Regions from separate parts of the Homo sapiens genome. Here regions 2 and 3 are each linked to region 1. Evidence: chromatin contacts called from ENCODE Hi-C data. All regions are on one chromosome and are shown on one strand. The core of a region is the stretch at or near the end of the contact, and the rest is flanking DNA. Distances in the headings are between cores, read along the strand shown. Region 1 holds the start of LSM8 (LSM8 homolog, U6 small nuclear RNA associated). Region 2 holds the start of AASS (aminoadipate-semialdehyde synthase). Region 3 has its middle 42 kb from the start of FAM3C.

Region 1 (4,880 bases), core at 675-3,174:
CCTTAAATGTTATCTAGATATTAATAGTATCTAAATCATTAAAAAGTTACTAAGCATATGCAAAATTTCAAAAAAATTCTGATTCATGTGGTGCTGAATGGGGAAGGAAATAAAAATGGAAGAAGAAAAGTAAGTTTAATAAAGGTCTACAGACTAGGAGCTCTCTGAGGGCAGAATCTATTATTCTAGCTCCGAGAAACCTTGTAGGTAACACACAATGTTTATTAGTGAGGAAAACATGGATTGACAGCAAAGTGATAAAGAGCTGAATTATAATAAAATTGCACTACGGGTGTAATGTGCTGTCTAGGCATTAGAGATTAGAGGTTTCACATAAAACTTGCAACCAATAAACCTACAGGAAAGCAGAGAATGAAAATTCCAAAGACTTACCACAATCATTCTCCCATCTGATGTAATAACGGCAACAGTTCCTGATAACTGAATCAAAGAAAGTGTTTCTTAGGGAATGCAAATTGAAAACAGACTCTGGCAAGGGAATGATTTGAATTTTTAGAATAAATATGACAACTAGGTATAAGTATTCAACACAGCCACTAAGTTCACTACATAAAAACGTTAAAAGTTTCTTAGACGCCAAGGCAGGAGGATCACTTGAGGTGAGACCAGCTTGGGCAACACAGCGATACCCCCATCTCTATTACCCTGGCCTGGTGACCTATAGTCCCAGCTACTCAGGAGGCAGAGGCAGAGGCAGGAGGATTGCTTGGGCTCAGGAGTTCAAGGTTGCATTGAGCCATGATCAAGCCACTGCACTCCAGCCTGGGCAACAGAGTGAGACCCTCGACTCAAAAAAAGAAAAAAAAAAAAAAACTTAAAAAAAGCTTCTGTTTTTGTCTTTGTGATAATTACATGATTAAAAAAGGGAAAAAATAGAAAAAGAAAACCTCTTTCTGTATGTGATCGGTGTATCTTATCTCAAAATATCCTGGATTTTTGACACTTTTCTACTAGGAAGGTTACCAATCTATTATTTCAGGCAGGATATTTCGTTTCTTAGGCCTGTTTATTTCTAAAATGAAAAGTGGATGAGTACTAAATTAATCGATGTTGGACGATTTTCCAGCATGTTAAAAAACTGTCTTCCAGGACAGGCTTCTGTAATTCAAAAGTAAAGAAACTATATAAGCAGTGTCACAGGGTACCAATAACGCATCATTAAAAGCATTCGGTATTTAATTTTTGTCACCCAGTTTGTACCTGAGCTTAACGTAGTGTTTTTGTCCTAAGACTTTAAAACGGTAACACTTGTAAAGTCTATTTTAAGACTTCCCATGGGGTTGTTACTTGCTCCTCACTATAATCCATTACAACAGCAACCATTTTTTTTCATTCTACCAACAAGTTGGGACTTCAAGTGGTAAAGGGACAGAAACAGTCTGTGAACCATCGTTAAACTTTTTGCTATCCTCGAACGAGCAAATTATGTGAATAAAACAAGTACAAAGATTTGCAAAACTGTTGTCGCCGCCAGGACGACTGTTCATCTTATTCACAAACTTTAACACTTATGCCATAGGGAAATAGTAAGTAAGAATCAAGAGCGTACATTTTTTTTAAGACAGAAAAGTTCGGAATAATCACACTGGGTTTTTATTTGGGTTTTGCAGGCAAAATGGAAAGGACCCCTGGGCCCGCAGCAGCGGGAAGGCTCGAGGCGCCGCCGGCGAACTCTGGGTCGTTCCGGGGCCCTCATCTCCTCGCCCGCCCCCAGGATCCCGCCGAGGCCAGGCCTCCCAACCTCCCACCGATCCCCGACCGCGGCCTCTCCGCGACCCCGGCTCACGCCCGCGGCGGCCAGCTTGAGGATACGGTTGATGTAGTTCTCCAAAGCGGACGTCATGCTGTTCGGCCCGGCGGTTCCGGGTAACGCAGCGGTGCCGACAGCAAGCAGAACTGAAAGGGCGCGCCAGAACCCGGCAGCGGATAGCGCCTGCGGGTCGCAGCAAATATCGTGAGAGTTGCTGCTCCGCAGCCCTGTGAGTCGGAAATTGGGACGAACTGGCCAACCAAACAGAAGCCGCACAGCGGTGACGAGAGAGTGCGCGTGCGCAGTGTGTTTTCTCTGTAATTCTGGGCCGTGTTCCGGAAGCCTCGTAAGACAAAAGCGAACGAGAGGCGGAAAAAAGGAAGACGCTTCCTGAAGTTGGGGGTATGAGACAGAAGTTGGGGGTATGAGACAGAAGTTGGGGGAGAGTGGGTTTCCAATCCGAGTAAAAGGCAGTGTGGTGGAAGTTAACAAGAGAAAATGTTGAGACGAGGTAGAGCAGGCAGGAATAAACGAAGTAAGGTGTTTTTATTAGGAGTGAAGGAGAGAGACGAGTGCTGTTGTGTGAAACGTAGGTGCGGGTAGTTGAATCCCTAGTTTTCTGCAGCAGAAGCCGAAAATAACGCTAAAAATAAGTTCAGTTGCCCGGGACAGAGTTGCGCACGTTATAACCACACGGTGTACGCCTCTTAAGAACTCAGCAGTGAAATACACTTTCGTATGTTCTGCTTTTGTCTCTAAAAGTGTTCCAAAATGGAGGTGTTTTTACTTTTTAAAGAAACTAAATGCAAATAGGCAAAGGTGTGTGACCATCCCTTAGAAAACGAATGTCCACGCTTCTGCCACGCCAGGATGGTCTACCTTTCTTCAGGGTGAAATTAGTAAGTAAAAGGCTGCTGCAGCACCGAGAAAGGACCGATGCAGGAAGGATGCAGGAAGGCACCAAACTTGGTTCTAATCTTGGCTCTGCTAACAAATTGGTGTCATTGCACAGGTCACTTCAATTCTTCTGGGCCTCAGTTTCGTTAGATAGTCCCATAGGTATCATTTCAGATATTTCCCAATGCGATACTGTTCCCACTTCATTTACTGTTGCCCTAACTTGAGAGAGCTTGAAGTTAGAAAGAGATTTATACACAAAACACCAGCAGGAGCGATTTCCCTTTTTTGCAAAATATCTTTATAATTTCAGTTAAACATGTATTTTCTTAAGATTTGTGGCTTTGTAATAACTCTTGCAATGTCAGCAGTTTTCCTCGGAAAAGGAAGCATTTCTTAATTAGAGCATACCCACAAGATACTCCCAAATAGTTAATATTTTATATTCTGGAACTTATTCCTATCTGTTTGAAATCAAATGTAGTCAGGAATTAGATTGTGAATGTCTCATATTCTCAGGGTAACAAATGAAAGTGTCTTCCGCTAATGAAAGAACAAAGATAATTGTGTGATTTGCAAATGTTAGGTGTTGAACCAAAACCCAAAGACTAATTAATGATTAACGAGGTGTTAGGAGTTTTGTTAAAAAAAGAAATTGCTGGGCATGTTGGTGGGTTCCTGTAACCCCAGCTACTCTGGAGGGTGAGGCAGGAGAATTGCTTCAACCCGGGAGGCGGAGGTTACAGTGAGCTGAGATCACGCCATTCCACTCCAGCCTGGGCGACAAAAGCGAAACTCCATTTCAAAAACAAACAAACAAAAAAACCTCTGTGTGATCTTATAAAAATGAGGCCGGGTGCAGTTGCTAACATCTGTAATCCCAGCACTTTGGGAGGCCAAAGCGGGTGGATCACAAGGTCAAGAGATCAACACCATCCTGGCCAACGTGGTGAAACCCCCTCTCTACTAAAATACAAAGATTAGCCAGCATGGTGGCGGGCACCTGTAGTCCCATATACCAGGGAGGCAGAGGCAGGAGAACCACTAGAACCTGGGAGGTGAAGTTTGCGGTGAGCGAAGATTGTGCCACTGCATTCCAGCCTGGGCGACAGAGCGATACTCCATCTCAAAAAAAAAAAAAAAAAATGAATACTCCCTATGGCTTTTCATCCCTTAGAGTGTGCTTTTGTAAGTCTATTGCCCTGTGTAGTTGTCATTAAATTAATATGCCAGATAAATAACAGATGAACAGTGTTTATGGAGCATCACAAAATCTCTTTGGCTGGAAACTTTTTTACATGTGTCTTAAAATCGCTATATTTTCTGTAGTCTGTAAGGATCACAGATGTAGCGAGAAAACCTATGGATAAATAAAAGTCGGTTTACTAAGACAAAATGAATTACATCTGGATGCAAACATTACATATGTGATTTATCTATATTAGCCATGTACCCTTGGGAGTACATGAATGTAGAAACCTTAGCATCTCATAAAGAAGAATTACATTAAAGCTCCAATAAGGGAAAACTGATACACATAAACATCTGACTACTAAAAAATTAAGAGTTAACAGTGAAACTTGCCCCTTAAGTCGAAACCTCTCAAAGTAATGCTCATTTAAATGACATTATATCACTGATAAAGTATCAACCAAAGTATGCTTGTAATAGATAATTTTATTCCATTACTTCTGAATCTAAATCTTGAGCAGAAAACCTTAACCTAAAGGATCAGACTTCTAGTAGAATCCTAGGAAACTGAATTTGCGCTTCTCTGAATAGTTTATGGAAAACTATCACAATAGCAGTTTTTTAAAATAAAATAATATTTTTAACCTTATGTGATGAGAACTTTTATTTCCTTTTACGCGTTTATGCTTTACTTCCCTACAAGTTGCAAAGGTGTTAACCAATCAGTAATATATATTGAATAGATCTAACTAGAGTTCTCCTAGGCAGAAAAGGACATAAGTAGATCATGCGTCTCTACTTACAAGGAAATTCCTGAATAGTTACAGACCTTTACTTATAAAAATGAAATAATTATTGCATGAAAAAAATGAATATTCCAAATTACAAATAAAGGTAATTGATAGTCTTCATTTAACACTATAAATTACAAAGTGCTTTACTTACTTTTTTCATTTAGGGTAATAAAGACAGGTAGATTTAACTCCATTACTTAAGGGATGGAAAAGATCAAATATAAGTG
Region 2 (4,880 bases), core at 1,440-3,939, 4.0 Mb before region 1:
GAGCCACTGTGCCCGGCCGGCAGGATTAATCTTTAGGCAGCTTTATTCCTGTCACAAACCACTACTGTTGGTTGAATGGCACTCTCTACAGCTACAGCTACAGCTACACTACAGGTAGAACTATTCCTGAGTTCTGGTAATTATTTCTTTCCCTGGCCCTGTTTAGGCCTACGAGTGATTGTCAGTGTTGCTAGTCCCAGGGACTACATGGCACATATACTGCCACTTTCCTTTATCCCTGCATACACTCAGTCCTTTTGTGTCTCCTAATTTACCCAGTTGGATTGTGCCACCTATTTCCTGCTAAGACCCCAACTGACTTATTACACGCATAGCATCGTACTAGAAGCAATAAATAAATAGAAAAGAAAAGAAAAGAGGAAGTCCACGTACATATTCTTATTTTATGGTGGTGATGACAGGTGAGCTGAGCAATGTGGATAAGGTAAGTATGAATAACTGTGATAAAAGGAAGAATGTGATAAGTACAATAAGAGAGGCCAATACACAAGGGAGAAGGGAAACAATCACATGTGGTTGAAATATTCAGGAAAGTTTTCATTATTTAAGTGGCATTTGAGCTGAACCCCAAAGGGCTGGTTAGTTTTAGAAAGGTGAATATTTTTGTAAATTAGAATTACAGATAAGTCTACAACATGAGGTATTTGGAGGAAAATAAATAATGATTTCCAGTTTCTTCAGTGAGACAATTAACAGGGCACTTTGGCCATTATCTCATTTTGTTCTCATGACTCCACGAAGTAGTGGCTATTATTAACCCATTAACAGATAATGGAGCACAGGCTTTTTTTGAAAACTAAGTAACTTGCCCATGATTTACAACTCAAAGGAGAAGAGTAAGGATTCTTACATTCTTACCCAGATGCTTAATCCTTAGGAAGATAGCAAGGCATAAATTGTGTTTCAGTGGTGGTTTCAGGCTGGTTCTGCTGCAGAAATAAAGCCAAGGTCATTGATTTTGGCCACATCTGAAGCAACTAACATTATGTGAAGAACGTTGGGCTAATGTTCCACAAGTACTGGGTAGTCTCTGAGGCTTTTTGCTTAGGCCAATGAGACAATTGGAGTTGTATGCTTAAAAAAATATGGTCTACGTTATATATAAAAAGGGGTTTGAAGTAGGGTGATAGTAGTGGGGTTTTTAAAGGACAGTGTCAACACCAAGGGTAAGGCTGAGGGGCCAGAGGAAGAACTGAAGTGACCGTGGCTTTTTAAGTCTGGATAGGTGGTGAGTAGGAAGGCAGTGATATTAGTAACAGAGCTGGTGAGCACAAAAGGGAAGGCTTTATTTTATTTTATTTTTTGAGACAGGGTCTTACTCTGTCACCCAGACTACAGTGCAGTGGCATGATCATGGCTCACTGCAGCCTCAACATCCTGCGGCTCAAGTGATCCTTCCACCTTAGCCTCCTAAGTAGTTGGGACCACAGGTATGTGCCACTACACCTGGCTTTTTAAAATTTTATTTATTTTTATTATTTTTATTTTTAGTAGACACAGGTCTTGCTACGTTGCCCAGGTTAGTCTTAAACTCCTGGGCTCAAGTGATTCTCCAGCCTCAGTCTCCCAAAGTGCTGAGATTACAGGTGTGAACCACTACACAGCCTTTGGAAGACTTTCCAAGAATGATAAGGGATCCGATTTTGGAAATGTGAAGCTGAAGATACAGAAGAAAATTCCAACTCTACTTACAGATAAAATTCTAATTTGGGGTTGGGCACAGTGGCTAACACCTGTAATCCCAGTGCTTTGGGAGGACGAGGTGGGAGGATAGCTTGAGGCTAGGAGTTCCAGACCAGTGTCCTGGTCAACACAGCGAGACCCCATGTCTACCACAAATAAATAAATAAATAATTTTCTCTGCAATTGGAGATATGAGTGGAGTCTCAAGAACGTTCTGGCTATAGATTGTTGACATAGGAGTTCAGTAGCTAAATACATCTATGGCAGGTATAAGAAGAGTAAGTGGTGGAGAAAGTTGTAAAAACAGGAGGGAAGATTAACTTCTGACCGTTGACGCCTTGGGGAATCACAGCTGGGCTTCAGACGATTCTTCAGTTCCTAGTGCTGGGGCTAGTGTCTATGAAATACGTTTTCCCCCTCCCTCCAGGCCTCCTAGGTAGTTAGGACTTTTCAATAACATTGGACATTGCCATATGCACATGAACACACTCAGTTTTAATTTCTCAGATTCTCCGCTTGCTGGCTTCTAAAACTGTTGTAAGAACTGTTATCTGGCTTCACAGGGTTGTGACAAGGCGGTGAAATGCTTTGAAAAGTGTCTATAGCTAAACAAACGTGAGGTACCGGCGCTCGCAACTTTTCCCCAGGAGATGTGCACCTCTATTTAGAGCGTAATGCCCAGACTATTTTCGTTGCTTTCCGTCCCCGCCCGCCTTCTGCCACGGACAGTTACAAACCTGGTCGATAATTATCCTGGGAGAACTCGACGTCCCAGCTAAGAACGCAGGTCAGAGATCAGAGATCAGAGACAGAAGGATCTTGGGGAGGAGCAGGGGCCGGGCATGACGTAGCAACTGGCAGCGCCGCCGATTGGCAGATGAGAAGGTTGTTCCCTCAGGGCGGCTGCTGATTGGCTACGGGAGGCAGAGGCGTGACGTCCTCAGAAGTTGAGCAAACACCTCCTACTTCCCGGCCTTCCATCCCAGTTTCTTCTAGGAATTCGGAGCCTCCCCTGCAGCGACTCGGAAGATTCGAGGCGGCGGGGGACAAGTCGGCGCCCCAGAGCGGACGAGGTGAGGAGAGGAGAGGTCCCCGCGGAGAGCTGAGCAGACGCGCGGGTGGGCTCAGCCTGTGAGATGCGGTGGAGATAGCGGGCCGGGCTCGGGCTGTCGCTGGGAGGGGCCCGCGAGCCTGGCCTTCGGGTCCCGGCGCCGCGAGGCGACCCCGGCCGGGCCGAGAGAGGGAGAAGGCGGCGAGCATTCGGGCCTCCCTGCGAGGAATGGAGGGAGAGCGGAAACGCAGAGAGTTTCACTGCGAGGAAGGGAGGGAGAGCGGTCAGCGCAGCTCCAGCATTTCTAAGTAGAAAGGCGAGGGATTGCAATTCGGATTTCTTTTCTTTCTTTTTTGGCGGACAGTGGTGGTGCTGTGGCTGGGGAATAAAGAACTGATGAAGCTGAGGAAACAACGGCTTGTTAATTTGTGGACGGCGTGCTTAGAGGGGACGGCTGGCTGAGGGGGCGGTGGATGGAGATTTCGGGGTGGTTCTTTCCCCCTTCCCTCCCCACGCCCAGCTTAGCCAAACTGATCACAAACTTCTCTCCTTGTCCATCTTGGGCTGCCCACTCTCCGAGACACAGACCCATTCTCCAGCAAGGATCGGAGATGGGTGGAAGTTGGGCGCCTTGCAAGTCTGGGTTTCCTGAACTCTTCAGCCCCTGCGGGACTATGCAGCCCATTGTGAGCGCTCGCGCGGGACGGGGCGCGGGGAGAAGCAGTTTACCCACCCTCCTCGGTTGAATGGGGCTGAATGTCTGTCTATCCTGACAGCTTCAGAAGAAGAAATGTGCTTTTCAGACATTGATTTCAGGGGAATGGGGGTGGGGGGAGCGGAAGAGAGAGAGAGAAAGAGCGCTCGAGCGCGAGAGAGAATGAATTAGTTCAGTAACTTGAACAAGGATTAACATTTTTTGATGTTGTGGGTTATCAGTGGGGAAGGTGCAGCTGTGAGATGTAGTTATACACAGGACGGAATGGTCCTTGACTGAAGCTGCGGCTTTCCAATACTGTATTAAAAAAAATCCCAAAACACTGATGGCACTTTGGTGTTTCTGGGTTTGTCTGTTTTGTCCCCTGCACTCCCCTCTTCTTTTTTTCCCATGAAGATGAGTGAATCTAGGGCTACATGACTTGACTGTGTAACCTGGTGGCCATTCTGCAAAATGAGTTAGGTGGACAAAAATTGAAGCCAATTTACCTGAATCATTTTCCCACTCTTCAGATAATCATATTTGTTATCAGTTTCACTTGTTATTGATGATGGCGTGATCAGAACTTTGGTTTATTTGTCATTGAATTTTTTTTCTCACTAGTCGTTTAACAGACCTTGGTTCGGAATTTTGGAAATGATCTTTGGTGTTTAAGAAGCCACCATTTAACAAAACATTTTCATTTTTTTCATATATTCTTTTATTAATTTTCTCATAGAAATAACATTACAAACAGTGGTAAGTTTTCTTGGGAAGGCTACAAAAGATTCTATGCAATTCATGAAATCATGGAAACAAACATTTGGAATGGAAAATAACCCCAAAACATTATTACCACATTCATCTGATCTAAGGTGTCATCTATTGTAAGATGCATCCCTATTTCACTGATGCTAAAATGTGTAAAAAAATTGTCTTAAATTTGATGAAATACAACATTAAAATGGTAATTTATTTATCTTGAACATGCATGCCTGAAGTTTGAAGTTGAAGAGAGGGCTTATTGGGCTCTAATTATTTTTTTTCCAAAATAATGTAAGGGTGGGGGATTAATATGGAGCCATCGTGAAGGTCTTACTACAGTGTGACAGAGGAAAGAAATGTGAGTCTACTGTTAGCGGCGTGGTTGTGCTCGCTTTTGAGGAGTAGGCAAGCCTGGAGGCTTTTTCTTTTCTTAAAATTTATTGTTTATGACACACAGCAATGCTCAGCACTTTATGCATATTAGCTCAATTAAACGTCTTAAGAGCCCTAAGAGGTAGAGGTTAATATGATTCTCATTTTGCGCATGATGCACAGACAGGTTAAGTTGCCAGCCAAGGTCACAGAGTAAGTTTGGCCGCTGAGGAACCCAGGAGAGAAACCAGTATTCCTTTGAGGTATCCATCTTCTGTTGCAAGCTCTTGGTTC
Region 3 (4,880 bases), core at 1,698-4,197, 3.3 Mb before region 1:
ACCTCACTTTCGACCAGCTGGCCCTGGACTCCCCCAAGGTCTGCGGCACCGTCCTGCTCTCAGGTCCTCGCAAGGGTCGAGAGGTGTACTGGCATTTCGACAAGGCCCTGGGAACCCCACACAGCCACACCAAACCCTACGTCCGCTCCAAGGGCCGGAAGTTCGAGTATGCCAGAGGCCAAGGGGCCAGCCAAGGCTACAAAAACTAACCCTGGATCCTACCTTCTTTTTTCTTTTTTTTTAATTTTTTATTATTATACTTTAAGTTCTAGGGTACATGTGCACAATGTGCAGGTTTGTTACATATGTATACATGTGCCATGTTGGTGTGCTGCACCCATTAATTCGTCATTTACATTAGGTATATCTCCTAATGATATCCCTCCCCCCTCCCCCCATCCCACGACAGGCCCCAGTGTGTGATGTTCCCCTTCCTGTGTCCAAGTGTTCTCATTGTTCCATTCCCACCTATGAGTGAGAACATGCGGTGTTTGGTTTTTTGTCCTTGCGACAGTTTGCTGAGAATGATGGTTTCCAGCTTCATCCATGTCCCTACAAAGGACATGAACTCATCATTTTTTATAGCTACATAGTATTCCATGGTGTGTATGTGCCACATTTTCTTAATCCAGTCTATCACTGATGGACTTTTGGGTTGGTTCCAGGTCTTTGCTATTGTGAATAGTGCCACAATAAACATACGTGTGCATGTGTCTTGATAGCAGCATGAGTTATAATCCTTTGGGTATATACCCAGTAATGGGATTGCTGGGTCAAATGGTATTTCTAGTTCTAGATTCTTGAGGAATCGCCATGCTGTCTTCCACAATGGTTGAACTAGTTTACAGTCCCACCAACAGTGTAAAAGTGTTCCTATTTCTCCACATCCTCTCCAGCACCTGTTTCCTGACTTTTTAATGATCGCCATTCTAATGGTGTGAGACGGTATCTCATTGTGGTTTTGATTTGCATTTCTCTGATGGCCAGTGATGATGAGCATTTTTTCAAGTGTCTGTTGGCTGTGTAAATGTCTTCTTTTGAGAAGTGTCTGTTCATATACTTCACCCACTTTTTGATGGGGTTGTTTTTTTCTTGTAAGTTTGTTTGAGTTCTTTGTAGATTCTGGATATTAGTCCTTTGTCAGATGAGTAGATTGCAAAAATTTTCTCCCATTCTGTAGATCGCCTGTTCACTCTGATGGTAGTTTCTTTTGCTGTGCAGAAGCTCTTTAGTTTAATTAGATCCCACTTGTCAATTTTGGATTTTGTTGCCATTGCTTTTGGTGTTTTAGACATGAAGTTCTTGCCTATGCCTATGTCCTGAATGGTATTGCCTAGGTTTTCTTCTAGGGTTTTTATGGTTTTAGGTCTAACATTTAAGTCTTTAATCCACCTCGAATTAATTTTTGTATAAGGTGTAAGGAAGGGATCCAGTTTCAGCTTTCTACACATGGCTAGCCAGTTTTCCCAGCACCATTTATTAAATAGGGAATCCTTTCCCCATTGCTTGTTTTTTTCAGGTTTGTCAAAGATCAGATGGTTGTAGATGTGTGGTATTATTTCTGAGGGTTCTGTTCTGTTCCATTGGTCTATATCTCTGTTTTGGTACCAGTACCATGCTGTTTTGGTAACTGTAGCCTTGTAGTATAGTTTGAAGTCAGGTAGCGTGATGCCTCCAGCTTTGTTCTTTTGGCTTAGGATTGTCTTCACAATGCGGGCTCTTTTTTGGTTTCATATGAACTTTAAAGTAGTTTTTTCCAATTCTGTGAAGAAAGTCTTTGGTAGCTTGATGGGGATGGCATCGAATCTATAAATTACCTTGGGCAGTATGGCCATTTTCATGCTATTGATTCTTCCTATCCATGAGCAGGGAATGTTCTTCCATTTGCCTGTATCCTCTTTTATTTCGTTGAGCAGTGGTTTGCAGTTCTCCTTGAAGAGTTCCTTCACATCCCTTGTAAGTTGGATTCCTAAGTATTATATTCTCTTTGAAGCAATTGTGAATGGGAGTTCACTCATGATTTGGCTCTCTGTCTGTTATTGGTGTATAAGAATGCTTGTGATTTTTCCACATTGATTGTGTATCCTGAGACTTTGCCTAAGTTGCTTATCAGCTTAAGGAGATTTTGGACTGAAACGATGGGGTTTTCTAAATATACAATCATGTCATCTGCAAACAGGGACAATTTGACTTCCTCTTTTCCTAATTGAATATCTTTATTTCTTTCTCCTGCCTGATTGCCCTGGCCAGAACTTCCAACACTATGTTGAATAGGAGAGGTCAGAGAGGGCATGGGTCCCACACCCACGAAGCCTCGCTCATTGCTAGCACAGCAGACTGAGATGGAACTGCAAGGCGGCAGCGAGGGTGGGGGAGGGGCGCCTGCCATTGCTGAGGCTTGAGCTGGTAAACAAAGCAGCTGGGAAGCTCGAACTGGGTGGAGCCCACCGCAGCTCAAGGAGGCCTGCCTGCCTTAGTAGACTCCACCTCTGGGGGCAGGGCATACCCGAACAAAAGACGCAGAAACCTCTGCAGACTTAAATGTCCCTATGTGACAGCTTTGAAGAGAGTAGTGGTTCTCCCAGCATGGAGTTTGAGATCTGAGAACGGACAGACTGCTTACCTTCTTATTAAAAAGATTTTGGATGCTGACCAAAAGTAATATCTGTGGTCAAGAAGGATTAGGGGAACTATCTTTATCTAGTCAGAGACCAGAGACCCTCTCTTTTATCTGGTCAGAGATCCTCCTTTTCTGCACCATTTTCTAATGGAATGTATAAAATGTGAAGCTACGTATACTTGTACTTGTTACAACAGAGAGAGCAAGTTCATCTCTGTAAATTACTAAGATAAGTAAAGGAAAGAATGTTAACTGAAACTATTAATCATGAGTTGAGAACTGAGAGAGTTCCAGAGAAGAGTTGTCATAGCACTAAGTGAAAGCCATTTATCAATGTGGAAGGCATGAGTGCAAATATGTAGGGAGGCTCTTCATATAAATAAAAAGGAAAGGATCTGCACCCTGGAGGAAGGTTCCAGCTGATATGATAAGGGGGGTGACTTCATATATCAGATCATCCATTTGAGGAGATAAAAATCTGGAATAATGTGCCCCAAGACAGACTCCCTCTTCAGAATTCTGTGAAGGTGCCTTCTTTAGAGCCACTTGGAGTTGTCTTGTTCCCTTTCGGGTTTTTTTTTTTTTTTTTCCTAAGACGAGGTCTCACTGGAGTGCAATGGCACGGTTATAGCTCACTACTGCAGCCTCCAACTCTTGAGTTCAAGCAATCCTCATACCTCAACCTCCTGAGAAGCTAGGACTACAGGTGGACACCACCATGCCTGACTAATTTTTATCATTTTTTTAGTCGAGACGAAGTCTTGCTATGTTGCCCAGGCTGGTCTCAAATACCTGGGCTCAAGCAATCCTCCTGTCTGAGCCTCCCAAAGTGCTGAGATTACAAGCATGAGCCACTGCACCTGGCCTGGCCTGTTGTCTTTAGGAATCCTTATTGTATCACCTTTCTCCCCTTCATTTCGTTCCTCTATCTTTTGTTCTTCAGAGAAACACAGGGGTGTGGGAAATAATAAGCAACCCATTAAGCAGTCATTTAAAGAAGCCAAGTTCTAATTTTTTCTAGATTCTTAAGATCATATTGGCACTATTTGTCTAACAAAGAAAGTTAATTGCAACCTTAATATAGTTTTTAAAATTACTTACTGTCTGTGATCCAAATAAAATGTAAGCAATATGAAGACAAGGATTTTATCCTTATTGTTCAATGCTTTGTGCCCAGCACCTAGAAAAATGTCTAGACGATGTGATAGGAGTTATTAAGAAATTATTTTAGGCAGATAGAGAGGAAAAGGGGTCCTTGGGAAGTTTTCATTTTTTTAAAAAGCATCTCCAGAAAAGTTTCCTGTAAAGCCCCTGCTCTTAGAGCCAGGCTGGCAACCTTTGATATGCAAAAACAGGCCATTAGAAACTGGGTCCACCCAAACATAGTGATTCCCAGGGTCTTCTTGACCTTGCCCCACATGTTCCTGGTAACATGGCCACCCCCACATATCCCCACGTGTGTAGAACATCATGGCGCCCTTCATTTGCATATTAGGGTGGGAGGGCCAGCTTTTTCATGGGTTACATGAATGACATGCCTGGTCAAACCAATCCCCTGAGTCCTATGCAAATCAGACACCGCTTCCTCCAGCCTCTGCATATATCTGGCTGGTATCCATCGCACTTGGGGTTGGTTCCCTCTCTCTACTTTGGAGCACGGCTCCCTCTCTGTACGGGGGAGCTTCTTCCTTCTGCCTTCTTCCTTCTTTCTTGCCTATTAAACTCTCCGCTCCTTAAAACCACTCCATGTCTGTCCATGTCGTTTTATCTAATTCGACTCCAGACGAAGAACCTGTTGTTCCTCCACTCATTGGAGCTGTATCAATGATAGGTGTTAAAAACTATTTACTAAATGGGATGAATGAATTTTCCTATGTCTCTATTATTCTCAAACCTTAGGCAGGTATCTATTACCTGCCTAAGAGCCCAGTGTTAGTGGTGCTTTGCTGAATGCAGGTAGGAGAGCAGTGGCCATGTGCAGGGCAAAGGTGACAGCTGCAGGAATCCAGAGCATAAATAGGAGTTAATAATGAAGAGGAGCAGGAATTATGAGTAACAGGAGAACAGGAAGACATGGAAGTATGGCAGTGGAAAGGGAGTGTGCTTTCTTTCCAATAACACATGGATTATGTCACCAGCTAATTATTTGGATTAAAGGAAAGGGTGAACCTGAAAATCAGGAATTTAGGAACAATTGAACGAATAAATTGTAAAAACATTCTTTCACTGTAGACAGACTCCCTTTCAGTTAAGACCTTTA

Evidence for each region. A loop is a pair of places that touch in the nucleus more often than their neighbours do. Pooled maps may share reads with other maps.
Region 2: a loop to region 1 is called in a pooled map, with 15 times the contacts of the local background. The contact joins the promoter of AASS here to the promoter of LSM8 in region 1. A Hi-C loop is called at or near these places in 9 of 50 pooled maps.
Region 3: a loop to region 1 is called in a pooled map, with 11 times the contacts of the local background. The contact joins the enhancer-like site here to the promoter of LSM8 in region 1. A Hi-C loop is called at or near these places in 4 of 50 pooled maps.

What each region holds. Positions count from the first base shown.
Region 1 is chr7:118,181,208-118,186,087 of GRCh38, reverse strand. It overlaps LSM8 (LSM8 homolog, U6 small nuclear RNA associated), which reads right to left and starts at 1,924. Exons shown (of 4, transcript NM_016200.5): 1 at 1,834-1,924; 2 at 394-434. The coding sequence starts at 1,864. LOC105375470 (a long non-coding RNA gene) reads left to right here and starts at 2,120. Exons shown (of 4, transcript XR_927904.3): 1 at 2,120-2,173.
Region 2 is chr7:122,142,058-122,146,937 of GRCh38, reverse strand. It overlaps AASS (aminoadipate-semialdehyde synthase), which reads left to right and starts at 2,689. Exons shown (of 24, transcript NM_005763.4): 1 at 2,689-2,777. It overlaps LOC102724527 (a long non-coding RNA gene), which reads right to left and starts at 2,524. Exons shown (of 6, transcript XR_007060500.1): 1 at 2,442-2,524. RefSeq lists enhancers at 2,309-2,358, 3,360-3,865 and a silencer at 2,859-3,058.
Region 3 is chr7:121,436,163-121,441,042 of GRCh38, reverse strand. It overlaps the pseudogene RPL18P4. Among named protein-coding and RNA genes, the nearest start is that of FAM3C, 42 kb to the right of the region's middle. RefSeq lists an enhancer at 2,314-2,608. Within about 2 kb of position 2,947, at least 21 of the 41 ENCODE cell types and tissues checked have a DNase peak (open chromatin) inside an H3K27ac peak, as active enhancers do.